Regions from separate parts of the Homo sapiens genome. Here all the other regions are linked to region 2. Evidence: read pairs that join two places in POLR2A ChIA-PET (ENCODE). Cell type or tissue: OCI-LY7. All regions are shown on one strand.

Region 1 (5,000 bases), 160 kb after region 2:
ACATGCCAAGCTACATCTTGGCTGCCTTGATTTTTGCTGTCCTCCTTCTGTCGGAAATGTTTTCCACCCACTATGCTGTTCTTCCTTCACCCACCTCCATCCCCCGCCAACTCATTCATTAAGACTCAGCTTACTTTCATCGCATCCAGGGGGTTTTCCACGAGCCCCACCCCTGCCTGTGCTCCCACAGCCCCTGAGCTGGATAGGAGTGCCTCTTCCATGCTCCTTAGTCTCCCCTGTCACTGCCTGTTCCATTTCTGGGTTTACTGTGCACATTGTAGTACCTATGTGTTCTTCTCCCCATTAGACTGAGTGTCTAAGAGGAAGGACAGGATCTTTTTCTTCTGAGACCCGCCTCGTGCCTGGCACATAATAGGCACTAAATGAATATTTACCAAAGGAATAAATTAATAAATGAAAGAATAAAATAAGGCTTCAAGATAACAAAGGGCAAGAAACCAGGCTGGGAGTGTTGATTCCTCTCTTCCTTTCCTTTCTATTATTGCTGGTGCTGTTCTGAATCACCACCAAGTGGGCTTTCTCAACAGCAACCGGTAGTGCCATCTGTACTCCCACCATTTGTCTGCAAATCTTTTTTTTTCCCCTACTTAAGAAAAGACAGGGCCAGAGTAGGTAATCACTACATTTACTTTTAGCACTGCAATTCCTGCCCCAGAGGATGATGATGACTTGCCCAATTCAAGAAAAAGAAAACCTGAGCTTGTTCTTGTGGGCTTTCTTGTTGGATTCCAGACATGTGGGTGTCAGGGTCAGACTTGTGAGTAGTCCTAGAAGGGCACTTTTGAGATGTTTTTAGATTCCTGAGGTAGGGTCTGAAGGTCCTAGTTTTTCCAGAGTATTTTTGCAAACTTTTCACAACCACAACCAACAGAAAAGGATGAGGTTTTTGGAGGGTAGGACTGAGCCAGCATGATGGGCAGCCAGGAGAACCCAGGGCCAAGATGGAGGGAGGACCTGGAAACAGAATGTTCAAGGTGATTCCATTTGCTGAGGCCCCAAAATAGGGGGCTGGAGGACATAGAGAAAGGCTCTGTTGGCACATTTTGCCTGTGTCTGTATTTTCCTAATGTCTAACAGCATTGAATCTGGGAAATATTAGACATCTGCCAAGGGGGAAAGTGACACAGGACTCGGCAGTGTCTAGGATTATTTTAAAAAAACCAAACTTGTCCTCAATGATGGGAGTCACTGAAAATATCTTACTCTTGCAAAAGTATGGACTTTCTAAATTAAGATAAATAATTCTGGCCCTTGCTTCTTGCATATTCCTAAGATCATGGTTATATAAGCAGTAAGATTCCTATAAAACTTTGAAAAAACACCAGTATACTTTGCAGCCAGTTAGGCAGCCATTTCTTCTTTTCAGATAAAAGAGTCCCGATTTTTCTTTTTGGGAATTCATCCTTTTCCACATTCGGTCCATTTGGGGTCTGATCATCTTTTGGCTCCAGGAGTGGGCAAGTGTTAGGCTCAGGACTAGACAATAAGAGGAGTATATTCCCTGGGCATGGTGATTTGTTTAGGGGAGAGAACACCAGTCAGGCCAAGGAGAGATAGACATGGAAGTTGTCTTGGAATGCTTGTCAAAGATTTTTTTTCTTTTTTTTCTGATGGGATGACTACTGTGAGAAAATGTAAGCCTAGAGATGCTAGAGGCCATATCTGGAGCAAGCCTTTCTGGAAATAATGCCAAGTCAGAGGAAAGGAAAGCCTGCTGATGGAGAAAATCAGATTCCTGATGACACAGTGTCTGTGCCTAGATCAAGCCAGCCCTGAAACTGACAAAACTCTGGACCTTTACATTCCAAAAGCCAATAATTTTTCTCCTCCCCACCCTCTTACCCTGCTTGTTTAAGGCAATCTTAGTTGGGTTTCCTGTTACTGCCCCCACAGAGAGTACTGACAGCCTAGGCCCTGGGACTCTGCCTGGGGTGGATGGAGCTGCTGCTTCTGTGGCCATCTAGGAAGTATTTCTTATTTATGCCCTTCTGGTTCATGCAGAAATGATACAGGAGCCCAAACTATGGAAAATGGCAGGGGTTCTTAGGAAAGAAGCTGGTTCTGTTTACCCTTCTTTATAGACAGACGTGTAAAGTAAAGAAAATCACATTGATTTGAGAGATGACATATCTTTCTAAGGTTACTGTGAAACTTTGAACACTTTCAAAAGGGAAAATAATTTTTCAGTTTTCCTTTCATCTCTATTTCTTTTCTGAGGAAAGAGGTAAGGAATGCTCTTCTACTTTGGATCTTGGGTTTTCTCTGTTTGTCCTTCCTCCCAGCCCATTGCCCTTTCCGTCTGCCCTCCCGGAGGCCACACTCACAGTCCTGCCTTGGCTGCCACATCACTGTGGGGCAAGCCTTCTCCAAAAGCTCCGGTTCTGAAATAGTTCTCTCTGATATCATTACTCGCGCTTTGCATCCCTTCTACTTTCTTGTTTCTCTTGAACTCAGTTCTGTCCTCATTCATTTCACAAGTATTTATTGGGTACCTACTATGTGGCAAGCACAGTTTTAGGCACTTCAGATACATCAGTGAACAAAATTCAAAGATCCCTGATTTCATAGAGCTTACATTCTAGTGGGGGCTGTGGGAGTCAGGCAATATATAATCAACACAACAAACAAGTACATTATGTAGTGTCTTAGAAAGGCTATGAAAAAATGAAAAAAAAAATAGAGAAGAGGAGGCGGTCAGGATTCCTGGGAGTAAAAGTGGTTGCAATTTTAAATAGTCTGCATTGAGAAAGAGAAATATGAGCAAAGGCTGGAAGGAGGAAGGGACTCACCATTAGAAATCTGGGGGAAGAGTGTCTCAGGCAAAGGGAACAGCCAGTACAGAGTCCCTAATGCAACACTGTACCTGGCAGTGTTTATGGAACAGCAAAGAGGTCAGTGTGCCTGGGGTGAAGAGAGGAAAAGCAGGACTAGCAGGAGGTCAGAGGAGGAGGTGAGTGGTAGGGGAGAGGTAATAGGGGTCAGTGTCATGCAGGACTTTGACTTTTTTCTGAGTAAAATGAGGAATCTTTGGAGGGTTTCAGGGAGAAAGGGACATGATCTGACTCAGATTTTCCAAGGACCACTCTGGCTGCAGAGTGAAAATAAACTCCAGAGGAGCGAAGGTGGAAGCAAACAGTATGGTTATTGCAGGAATCAATGCCGGAGACGCTGATGGCTTGGATCAGGGTAGAGGCTGTGCAGGTGTTGGTAAGTGGCTGGAAATCTGGGTCTCTTTTAAAGACCCAGCCATGAGGACTTGCTAACAGATTAGATATGGAGTGTGGGAGAAGAAGCATTTGTAAGGATAGAGCTGCCATCACCCGAGAAGGGGGAAGACTGAGGGTAAAGCACCTCTGAGAGGAATATTAGCAGTTCAACTTAGGACAAGCTGACGAGGAAGTTGGAAATGCTGAGCTGGCAGCTGAGCACTAGGTTTCAGGAGATAGGTCTGGCCTGGAAAGATAAATTTGGGAGTTGTTGCCATCTAGATGGTAGTTAAAATCTGATTGTAAACTGTAGGTCTTTCTTAGCCAGTAAGCCTCCTATTACCCTCCTGACTTTACCGAGAGAAGTTGACAGCATGACACAGTGGAGAAAATATAGGCTTTTGAGTTGGACAGATCTGGATCTGAGTCCCAGTGTTACTACCCTGCTAATCATGTGGCTCTGGGCAACTTTCTTACCTTGCTGAGTTGCAATTTACTTATCTGAAAAATTGGATGACAACACCTACTTCCTAGGGTTGTTGAGCTCATTAAATTAAAGAATGCAAAACTTTTGGTGCATTGTAGATTCTTAACAATTATTTTCTTCCCCTTCCTTTTTAAATGTAGTCTGGAGACTAACCAATGACTGTAGCTCTGGCCTTAGCTTTCTGGACCAGTGCTGCTCAAAGGGTGGTGCTTGAACTAGTAGCAATCAGCATCACCTGGGAGCTTGTTGGAAATGCAGCTTTTCAAGCCACACCATCCTACTGAATCAGAAATTCTAGGGGTGGGACCCTGAAATCTGTATTTGAACAAGCTCTCCAGGTGCTTCTGATACATACTAGAATTTGAGGACTACAGCTTTAGTGTCTTCTGATTCATAAACTTCCGCCTGACCCCTGAGCATACCTATTTCCCTGCTCATGTTTCTGCATAGCTATTTTCAGAAAAAGTTATATCAACCTCTTGGTTGAGTCTAGAATTACACTTTAACTCTTTCCACATAAAACAAAGCTATTCTAGAAGATACTCAAACTCAACATGACCCCGAAAACTCACTCTTCCCTGCCCCCCATCCCCTTCAAAGAGTAAAAACGAACTGTAAAATAACTGACTTCCTTCTCTCCTCCTAGGTTTCCCATTTTAATAATAATTAGAGAAATGTGTTCACTAAAAGCTCACTTTATGTGCCACATTACATGTATCAATGAAATGATATATAAGGTAGGACTAATGTGAATTTCCACTTACTAGATGAGGAAATTGAGGATTAAGGACATTAAATAGCTAACCCAAGGGAACAGAGATTGTGCCAATGGGGACATCAGAAGGAGACCATAAAGCTGGAGCAGAGAGAAGGGACTTGCTTTTTCCTCTTTGTTGCCTGCATCACCCTTGCAGTGCCTTTCACTCCAGCAGAGGCACTTTGTTCTAGTTGCAAAGGTAAATTCCTATTTTGCAATTTTCCCAACACTTGCAAAGCTATCTTTATTGTACTTCCCATCCCCATCCTTCAAATACCAGCATCACTGGCCGATGTGCCCTCCTCAAAGGCTTGGATTCCAGCCCCATGGGACACCACCAGACTCAGGAACAGCAACAGCAGTTGAAAACACCTACTTCTCAAGGTCTAGTCCCCAGATCTATGGGGTTCCTCCACCAAACTACTACTACTCTACTACTTCTCCTTCCTTTTTTTTTTTTTTTTTTTTTTTGAGAGGCAGGTTCTCATTTAGTCACCCAGGCTGGAGTGTAGTCATGGGATCATGGCTC
Region 2 (5,000 bases):
CTCCTAGACAACACCAACTCCTAATTTATGCACAGAAGTTTTGTCTGAACCTCATGAGCAGGTTTACAACACTTTTTTCAGACCTGCAAAATGTTTCACCAGTCTATAAAATTTTGTCGAGCCTTTGCTTTGCAAAAGGAAAAAAGAGAACGAGTCACATACCTTCACTGAAAGAATTAGAAAAAGCAATTCCAGAATAACATCCCAAGTGACAGTCTAATACTAACTGCAGCCACAAACAAACCTGCCTATAAGAACAATAAATAATCTTTCTGTATTGGTTGATACAAGTATTTGTCCTAGTTAAAAGGCTGCTTAAGGAGTTTCATGTTAGTAAAATAGAGTAGATGATGGTGAGAGGAAAGGGGTGGTATATCAGATTCCGTATTGCAGATTAAACTTTATGTGCCATTACCATCAGAGAAATGCAAATCAAAACCACAATGAGATATCATCTCACACCAGTTAGAATGGCGATCATTAAAAAGTCAGGAAACAACAGGTGCTGGAGAGGATGTGGAGAAATAGGAACACTTTTACACTGTTGGTGGGACTGTAAACTAGTTCAACCATTGTGGAAGACAGTGTGGTGATTCCTCAAGGACCTAGAACTAGAAGTACTATTTGACCCAGCCATTCCATTACTGGGTATATATCCAAAGGATTATAAATCATGCTGCTATAAAGACATATGCACATGTATGTTTATTGCAGCACTATTCACAATAGCAAAGACTTGGAACCAACCCAAATGTCCAACAATGACAGACTGGATTAAGAAAATGTGGCACATAAACACCACGGAATACCATGCAGCCATAAAAAAGGATGAGTTCATGTCCTTTGCAGGGACATGGATGAAGCTGGAAACCATCATTCTCAGCAAACTATCGCAAGGACAGAAAACCAAACATCGCATGTTCTCACTCATAGGTAGGAATTGAACAATAAGAACACTTGGACACAGGGTGGGGAACATCCCACACCAGGGCCTGTGGTGGGGTGGGGGGAGTGGGGAGGGACAGCATTAGGAGATATACCTAATGTAAATGACGAGTTAATGGGTGCAGCGCACCAACATGGGACATGTACACATATATAACAAACCTGCACGTTGTGCACATGTACCCAAGAACTTAAAGTATAAAACAAAAACAAACAAACAAAAAACCTTTATGTGCCATTAAAAGACTTCTGGAAAATCTCAAGTCAAAACTACATACAACCTCATACTTTTTTTTGTATAGGATATGTGACATTAATCATAAATTATTTAGAAAAAGGCAAGGGACAGACACATCTTAAATGTTTCTTTTAATCTAACCAATTTAAGAACATAAAAATCTCAGCAGCTGCTCAAAGGGTTAATTCCAAAAACTCAGAAATTTTTCAAAAAATGTTTTGAAAAATCTTGAAAAGCCAGATAATTGGTACCCTTCTCTTCCTTTTTAAAAGATTACAGATGGCCAGGCACGGTGGCTCAAGCCTATAATCCCAGCACTTTGGGAGGCCAAGGCAGGCAGATCACCTGAAGTCAGTAGCTCGAGAACAGCCTGGCCAAAATGGTGAAACACCGTTTCCACTAAAAATACAAAATTAGCCAGGCTTGGTGGCAGGCGCCTGTAATCCCAGCTACTCGGGAGGCTGAGGCAAGAGAATCACTTGAACCCCAGGGGTGGAGGTTGCAGTGAGCCAAGATCGCGCCACTGCACTCCAGCCTGGGCGAGAAAGCAAGACTCCACCTCAAAAATAAATAAATAAAAATAAAAGATTACAAAGCATGTATCTACAAGAAGTCAAAATGAGACAGAAAATTATATTTGGGAGTCTCCAAGAATCAAATGGTATCCTCTACCACCTAAACATGAATTCAGAAAAAGTATCAGGTTAAAAATATTTGTTCTTTCCCCTCATTACTCACAGTGTGACTATATCACTCATCACCCAAACCACAACACTGGAAAGTGAAAAAGGGTGATATTGATAATTTTGCCAGGATAAGAGAAGTTAGGATATAAGGGCTCCCTAGTTATTTTTATAATGGTCTCTCCTCTACTAGACCGAAGGTCAGTGATACGGAGGGGTTAGATATTCACTATTATATTTCTCACAGTAGCACATTCTCTCACACAAACTAAGCAGTCAAGCCTCACATGGTGAAAAATGAAACAAATACACCGGAGAGGACGTTCATAACTACTTAGCAAAGTGTAAACATTCTGACTAGTGGACAAAGACTAAGTGTGTAAGTCTATGGGTTTAGACTTTAAAACTCAAGAAAAGAATGAGAATGGAAATTACTTATGCTATCCCATTAAATATATCTAATGTTTTCTGTATACTAAAGGACCTACAAGTGTTCAAATCCTAACAGTAAAATCTTAAGAGTCATCACTAGTCAAGAAAAAGCTTCTGAAAGTATGGTATACTCCTGGTAAGTGAATAATGTGGGAATATATTTCTCCTCCAGCCCAGCCTCAGATTAGTATGTAAATTGTGAAAAGAGTACACAAATTGAATGTTTTTATTTGCTTTTCAATTGTTTCATGAATATTTACTATACAAAACACATTTTATTATTAAATCTAAATCCTTGTCCCAAAGGAAAAAAAAACACACAATAGCTTTATTGTGGCTACTTCAATTCTTAAAAGAGTAAAATAACCTAATAATTGTTTCTTACTGATCAAAAGTAATGTGTGCCTAGAAGATTCAAAACTGCTAAAGTTTCCTGATGGTACATAAGGACCTATATTCTGTACTGCTTCTCAACAACTTTGTATCAGCTTATCTAGTTTTCATTAGGACTAGTCCTGCTTGGCGGCAGAAAGCAATTGGTGTAGTTAAAATATTTATAGTTTCATTTCAGTTCCACTGTGGTTTGTTGAACAGACATAAAACCACAATCTTTATCATATGTGTCACTTCCTGTAATTCACAACTGAACCCAATTCCACTATTCATTATATAACACACTATTTAACAAAACAAAATACCACAGATAAAGAAAATAATTAGAATCCATTTAGGTTTTTTTTTTTTAAATTCTTTTCTCCAAGAGAGGTGTGAAAAGATCTTGAAAATCTGAAGAGGCATTTCCTAAGTGCTTTTCTTTCCTGCAGCTTTACTCAATTATACATAAGTCATCAATGCCTGTGATAACAGGATACAAAAAATAATAAGGATGCAGCACAAACAACCTAACTTTTTTATAGTTCTTCACACCTAAAATTTAAGAAATCAGCTAACAAATAACAAAACTGAAGGATGTAAACTTCATTTCCTATTCCACCTTCTGGTACTGCAGCTAATAAACAGGGAAATGGTCTACAGGTAGCTGGTAAAAGAAAGAGAGGAAAGGCAGAGAAAACACAAGAGCCAGTTTACCAGACACTAATTACACCTTCCTGGATGCTTCCCTTTTAAATTCCCTTCATAATTCATAAGGAATACGGTCCTTAAATTCATTTCTGGGATAGGCAAGAGTTTAGCTAGGATTTTTATTTTTAAACAAATTTAGACAAATATGAGTGACAAACTTCATTTTATAAGAAATTTAATTCGTATTTTATAAAATCACAGATTCAACTAATACAACATTACAATGAAACTGCTTCATCCAGGTCCCAAATAATCATAAGTGATGCAGTGGAACAGGAATAAACTGGCTAAGCACCAACTGAAGATATCAGAATATTTATGCAGCAAAAACCAGCAGACATCATATAGTAAGTAGTCAAAGAAATGTTTAGCATTGCACAGTTATTCCAGAAACAGGGAGTACACAATGTTTGGCTTATACAGTTTACAGACACACATCAAGCATGTACCATTTGTTCATTCATTTACTTTAAAAACATTTACTGAGCTCCATTATGGTTAATTCAAGGCCATGGAGAAGTGAAGAGGTATATCACAACTTTTGTCTTCAAGGAGCTCAATAATCAATCATGGCATGAACAAATAATACTTGTACCAAGTGAGGCAAGTACAAAAGTGCTATGAGAAAGCACAGGGGAATAAGAGATTTCTGCATCCTGTGAAAAACGGCAGCCTTCACAGAGAAGGTGACATTGAACTAAAACTAAAATAAGGACAGGAGTTTGCTAAAAGGGAAAAAAAGGAATCCTGGCATTCAGAGAAGTTTAACTTACACAAGTTGAATAGCCCTTATCTGAAATGCTTAACCCCAGAAGTGTTTTGGATATTTTATTTTTTCAGATTTTGAAATATGTGCATTATACCTACCTAGTGGGCATCCAAAATCCAAAAATCCAATTGAGAATTGAATGAGCATTTCCTTTCAGTGTTATGTTGGTGCTGAAAAAGTTGTGAATTACAAAGTGTTTTGAATTTTCGAATTTGGGATGCTCACCCCGTATTACTTACACCTGAGCTAGCCCTGGGGTCATGCCAAATGACCCAAATTGGTCTTCTTAAATCGTCTAGAATAAAAATCAAGACTTTTGTATTCCCTAGAAGAAACAAGACAGTAAGTACTACCATGACTAACCAGTAACATAAAAATAAATGGGTAACTATAGGAGCAAATTATTAAAGTTATAAAATGTAGGCAATTTACTTAAACACCAAACCTGATTCTTCATCAATAAAACAGAAATAATAAAAGCTGTCCAACCTACCTTCATAAGGTGGTTGTGAGGATCAAATATAATAACATATAGACAGCTTCTTTATCAACAGTACAGCACAAAACAAAGCAAATAATTATTTGTTTAAGCCTAATAAATCTAGATAATTCCTAATTCATGGATTCAAAAATTAAGTGAAATGTATAGACACGATATTATATATTTATATTAATACTAACTATTGACAAGTGATTTTATGTTTTACTGAACCACGTATGTTGTGAAAGGAGACAAGAAAATGCCTGTCTAATAGAAAAAATATATAAATATATAATCCTTAGGACTCTACAGCTAAGTTAAGGCTAAAATCAATTATTTATTATAGATACCAAATTAATGCTAGACAAA
Region 3 (5,000 bases), 100 kb after region 2:
ATCCCAGTTATTCAGGAGGCTGAGGCAGAAGAATCACTTGAACCTGGGAGGCAGTGGTTGCAGTGAGCCAAGATCATGCCACTGCACTCCAGCCTGGGTGACACAGTGAGTCTCCATCTCAAAAAAAAAAAAAAAATACAAAAATCAGCTGAGCATGGTGGCATGTACCTGTAGTCTCAGCTACTCAGGAGGCTGAAGCAGGAGAATCACTTGAACCCAGGAGGCAGAGGTTACAGTGAGCAGAGATCACGCCACTGCACTCCAGCCTGAGTGACAGAGAGAGACAACTCAAAAAAAAAAAAAAAGGGGGGGGGGGCAAAAGATGTAAACAGACATTTCTCAAAAGAAGACATGCAAATGGCCAAAGGGTACATTAAAAAATGCTCAACATTGCTACAATGCAATATCTCACTGAGGTTAAAAAGGCTTAGATCAAACAGACGGCAATAGCGGATGCTGGCAAGGATGCGGAGAAAGGGGAAGGCTCGTACACTGTTGTTGGGATGTAAATTAGTACAGCCACTATGGAGAACAGTACAAAGGTTACTTACAAAACTAAAAACAGAACTTCCATATGATCCAGCAATTCCTATACTGGGTATATATATTTATATATTAGTCCATTTTCACGCTGCCCATAAAGACATACCTGAGACTGGGCAATTTACAAAAAGACGTTTAATGGACTCATGGTTCCACCTGGCTTGAGAGGCCTCACAATTATGGTGAAGGTGAAAGGTACGCATCACATGGTGGCAGACAAGAGAAGAATGAGAGCCAAGTAAAAGGGGTTTCCCCTTATAAAACCATCAGATCTCGTGAGACTTATTCATTACCACAAGAACAGTATGGGGGATACCACCCCCATGATTCAATTATCTCCCGCCAGTCCCTCCCACAACACGTGGGAATTATGGGAGCTACAATTCAAGATGAGATTTGGGTGGGGACATTGCCAAAGCATATCAGTATATATCAAAAAGAAAGGAGATTAATGTATCAAAGAGATATCTGCACCTCCATGTTTACCCAAGTACCATTCACAATAGCTAAAATATGGAACCAACCTGAGTGCCCATTAACAAATGAATGAATAAAGAAAATGTGGTATATACACACAATGGAATATTTAATTCAACCATAAAAAAGAATGAAATCCTGTCATGTGCAGCAACATGGATGGAACCACAGGCAAGGTTAAGTGAAATAAGCCCAGCAGAGAATGACAAATGTCACATGTTCTCACTCTTACATGAGAGCTAAAAATGTAGATCTCAAAAATAGAGAGTAGACTGGTAGTTACCAGAGGCCAGGAAGGGGAGTGGGGGGATCAAGAGGAAAAAAAGAATATAAATATATAAATGTATATTCACTGAACTTTACACTAAAAATGGTAAAGATGGTAAATCATGTATGTATATTTTACCTCAATTAAAAATATTTTTAAAAAAGAAATACTTGGGTAATCAAGTTCAAGACCAGCCTGGCCAACACGGTGAAACCCCGTCTCTACTAAAAATACAAAAATTAGCCAGGCATGGTGGCGCACGCCTGTAATTCCAGCTACTCGGGAAGCTGACCCAGGAGAATCGCTTGAATCCAGGAGGTGGAGCTTGCAGGGAGCCAAGATCACGCCATTGCACTCTAGTTTGGGCGACAAGAGCGAAACTCCGTCTCAGAAAAAAAAAAGAAGTACTAACGCATGCAGCAACATGGATGAACCTTGAAAATATTACACTTTGTAAAAAAAATTTTAAAAGCCAGACACAAAAAGCACACAAGATTTCATTTATACAAAATGTCCAGATAAGGCAAATCTATAGAAACAGAAAGTAGACTAATTGCTGCCGAGGGCTGGTGGTGAAAGAGCTGGGGGAAAATGGGGAAGGAGTGACTGCTAAAAGGCATGGATTATTTTTTGGGAGGTATCAAAATATTGCAAAACAGACTGTGATGATTACAAAACTCCGAGACTATACTAAAAACCTAAAAGTATAAGTGAATTTTACACTTTATATCTCAATAAAGCTGTTATCAAATAAAAGACAAAATTAAAAAGCAGCGCCAGTGTTCCATGAGCAGATTCTTGAAACACATAGAAATAGAAGTGTAAACTGCTAGTATAACTACATCCTCTTTTTTGGTTTACTTCCTCCTTTTACTTGTTCAATTACTAGACCAAAAATCAAAATCCAAATAAATCATTTTACCTTAGTCTTTTCTTCCAAAAAGTAATAAGGATTCTCTGTCATTCCCCTGCTCGTAAACCTAATACAAACTTTAGCAGTAGCAGATCATAATAGCATTTGAACAAGTTAGCTTCTCTGTGATACAGAGGAGCAAGTTATCCTTTGGATGATGACGATTTTAATTTTAATTTTTATCTGGAGATTTGCTGGCCCACTAGCTGCCAGTTCTCCACTAGCACCGAGGAAGTATAAATGAACACACTGACATGCACAGATCTAAGATCTTGCTTTTAACAATTTGTGAAGAACTGTGAAAGTTACAACCTGTAGTCATTTATAAGGGGCAGTGAATCTACCTGTTAGAGGTCTGTAAGGATAAAGCATCAATTTGACCCACTCTATCCATCTAAGCTGGTGTGCAAGGCACCAAGGTAACGAGCAATTCTAACCAACTGCCCAGCACCTCTAACTCAGCAGTAGTATGAAAACATTTATTGATCAGTGGATCTGTGAAGGCCTCAGGATAGAACCCTTGCAAATGTCATGGGTCAGTTATGTTAGCCAACATGACAGTTAAGGCCAAGAAAAATATATTCCACTACTTATAGGAAATACTCTAAGCATATACCAAATTTCACTCAAATGAAGTGTAATTTTCTATGCCTATGGCCCTACAGACGCTACGATTTTATGAGCAGAAATTTTTTCTTAGCTATAAAGTTTTGTTTTAAAATATTTACCCATTAAACTGTGAGTAATGTTTTTAAAAAGGATGACATATTTAACCCAACTTCAAAAATAAAACTATCTTACTGCATTTTTACTTCAAAGACAACAATAAAGTGAGAAAAAACTGAAATATGTAGAGGCAAATATCTCCTACATGAAATAATTCAATCTATTAAATCATTTGTAGGTGTTCTTTAAAATAATATTTGTTTATTCAAAACCTGAAAAAAAATTAACCAATACTATATTAGAATAACTTCCTCTAAAAATGCCTTACATAAAACTTTATCTACACTGAATGCTGTGATTCGGGGTGACTTGATAGTCTCAACTTCTTTAAATAACAGATTTGCACAACGCTTAAACACATACAGTTCCTTCAATATGATTCCAAAAGAAGCTTAACTAGATATCACCTAAGAGATGCACCAAAATTCAGAGGTTCCATCTAACCTGACAAACACACAGTATTGGGTTGTCTGTTAAGGTTCCCGAAAATAGGATAAACCACACTCAAAGTGGAATGTGACACACACCCACCCCTACCCAGACAACCAGTAGAAAAAATCGTTCTCCACTCTCTGACTAAACAGGTAAAACCCACAGATGTTCCCTCACATATAATCTTTACATGTGATAGCAGACTAACAACTACCCAGGGAACCAAAAGGCAGGGTTTTGAGAGGCATGTGTGATAGGAGAGGTAATCCACAAAGGGAGCAGAGTAAGGGGATGCTTTCTTCTGAAATGAGATATGACTTAACTGATTAAGTAAAGGACTCTGACTTCTATTAGGCAGATAACTTTAATTTGCTCTATTTTGATAAATTAATCCATTACAGTCATTAGGCCAATGCAGGCAGTGCAGAACTTGTAAAAATCAACCACAAAAGCACTGTTAACTTTGACCAAAAATAAGCCAAACTAACACTGCAATCTAATCTCTTTCTGAAGATGGTAACCACATTTTCACCGAAATACAGATGGGCAGATTAACTACAAACCACAACCAAATATTTGACACCAAACAGTCCAAAGACCACAGTGATGCACTTAATAAGCACACCAAACATCCATATTAAGTAACACAAGCACACTGATAAGTGTTGATTAACCAGTTTTACATTTTCTATCAGCTACAGCACAGAGGACCCTTTGCTTGCCAAAGGGAGTGCCATACGAAGGTAAATAACCTTTCTCTCTGCCTGACCCAGTCCAAGCAACTGTTTTAGAATCAATAAAAGGAGCCAAAGCCACTGCACTGCAGACCTAGCTTCTAAAGCAAACTTATCAGCTATCCAATCCTCAGCCCACAAGTGAGAATTTCCTTACAAATTCCCAAGTCAGAAAATTAACTAAAGTAGATATCTTCCCTGAAACTGTTTGAAGGGCTTATTATGTGTGACTTCTACATTTAAAAATTAAAACCTGTAATACACATTTTGCTCTATTTATGAAGAGCTTACATATGAACTAGTAATGATGTCACTAAGGCTCAAAGACAAAGTAAACCTCCAAATTTCAGATGACACTATAGTTAAACGTTTCTTTTACTTTTAATAGAACTATGGTTCAATTATTTGTTTATTTAAATAATAACCTTTATATAGTTCCTTTCCCCATTTATCTAATAGCAAAATTGCAGTCTACATCACATGATACTGTATGTGGATTTCATTTATTAAAAATGAGCCTTAAACAAACTTATTAAAACAAAGTTGTTTATTTTGCCGGTGATTGGGGTTGTCAAAATTTAAGCAAAGAAGTGTATAAAGTTCACTTATTTATCAGTTCAATTGTTCATAAAAAAGGTTACAAAAATAATATATGTAATATATTAATAATATGGGTTTTTTAAAGATTCAGACCATTAAAACAAATATTATCCTAAGAAACAAAGGATGTTAGGTTTAATTCAAACTGGGGTTTTTCCACAAATCCATCCACTTATAATCATTGACCACCAAAAGCTAAACAATGATCTGCCATCTGAAACGGCTTTGATGTAATACAGTCCTAAGAGTGACAAAAAGTCTTAGGTTAAACGGTTTTACCTAACAAAGAAATATTTGTTCTATTTGA

What was found. Peaks named below come from ENCODE experiments on the same cell type or tissue, not always from the same donor. Only the 100,000 strongest peaks of a DNase experiment are listed, where the experiment ranks them.
Region 1: POLR2A ChIA-PET joins it to region 2 with 7 read pairs; 2 of 35 experiments call an interaction of 5 or more read pairs at or near these places.
Region 3: POLR2A ChIA-PET joins it to region 2 with 5 read pairs; 4 of 35 experiments call an interaction of 5 or more read pairs at or near these places.

The regions. Positions count from the first base shown.
Region 1 is chr3:23,164,880-23,169,879 of GRCh38, reverse strand. No RefSeq gene overlaps it. Among named protein-coding and RNA genes, the nearest start is that of UBE2E2-DT, 36 kb to the left of the region's middle. In OCI-LY7, no CTCF peak of the experiment used is centred here; no DNase peak of the experiment used is centred here.
Region 2 is chr3:23,322,835-23,327,834 of GRCh38, reverse strand. All of the region lies in intron 3 of UBE2E2 (ubiquitin conjugating enzyme E2 E2), which reads right to left. Among named protein-coding and RNA genes, the nearest start is that of UBE2E2, 120 kb to the right of the region's middle. In OCI-LY7, no CTCF peak of the experiment used is centred here; DNase peaks (open chromatin) are centred at 2,124 and 2,864; H3K4me3 peaks cover 1,655 bases; H3K27ac peaks cover 2,771 bases.
Region 3 is chr3:23,218,331-23,223,330 of GRCh38, reverse strand. The region is part of intron 3 of UBE2E2 (ubiquitin conjugating enzyme E2 E2); the gene reads right to left. Among named protein-coding and RNA genes, the nearest start is that of UBE2E2, 18 kb to the right of the region's middle. In OCI-LY7, no CTCF peak of the experiment used is centred here; a DNase peak (open chromatin) is centred at 2,130; H3K4me3 peaks cover 2,011 bases; H3K27ac peaks cover 1,995 bases.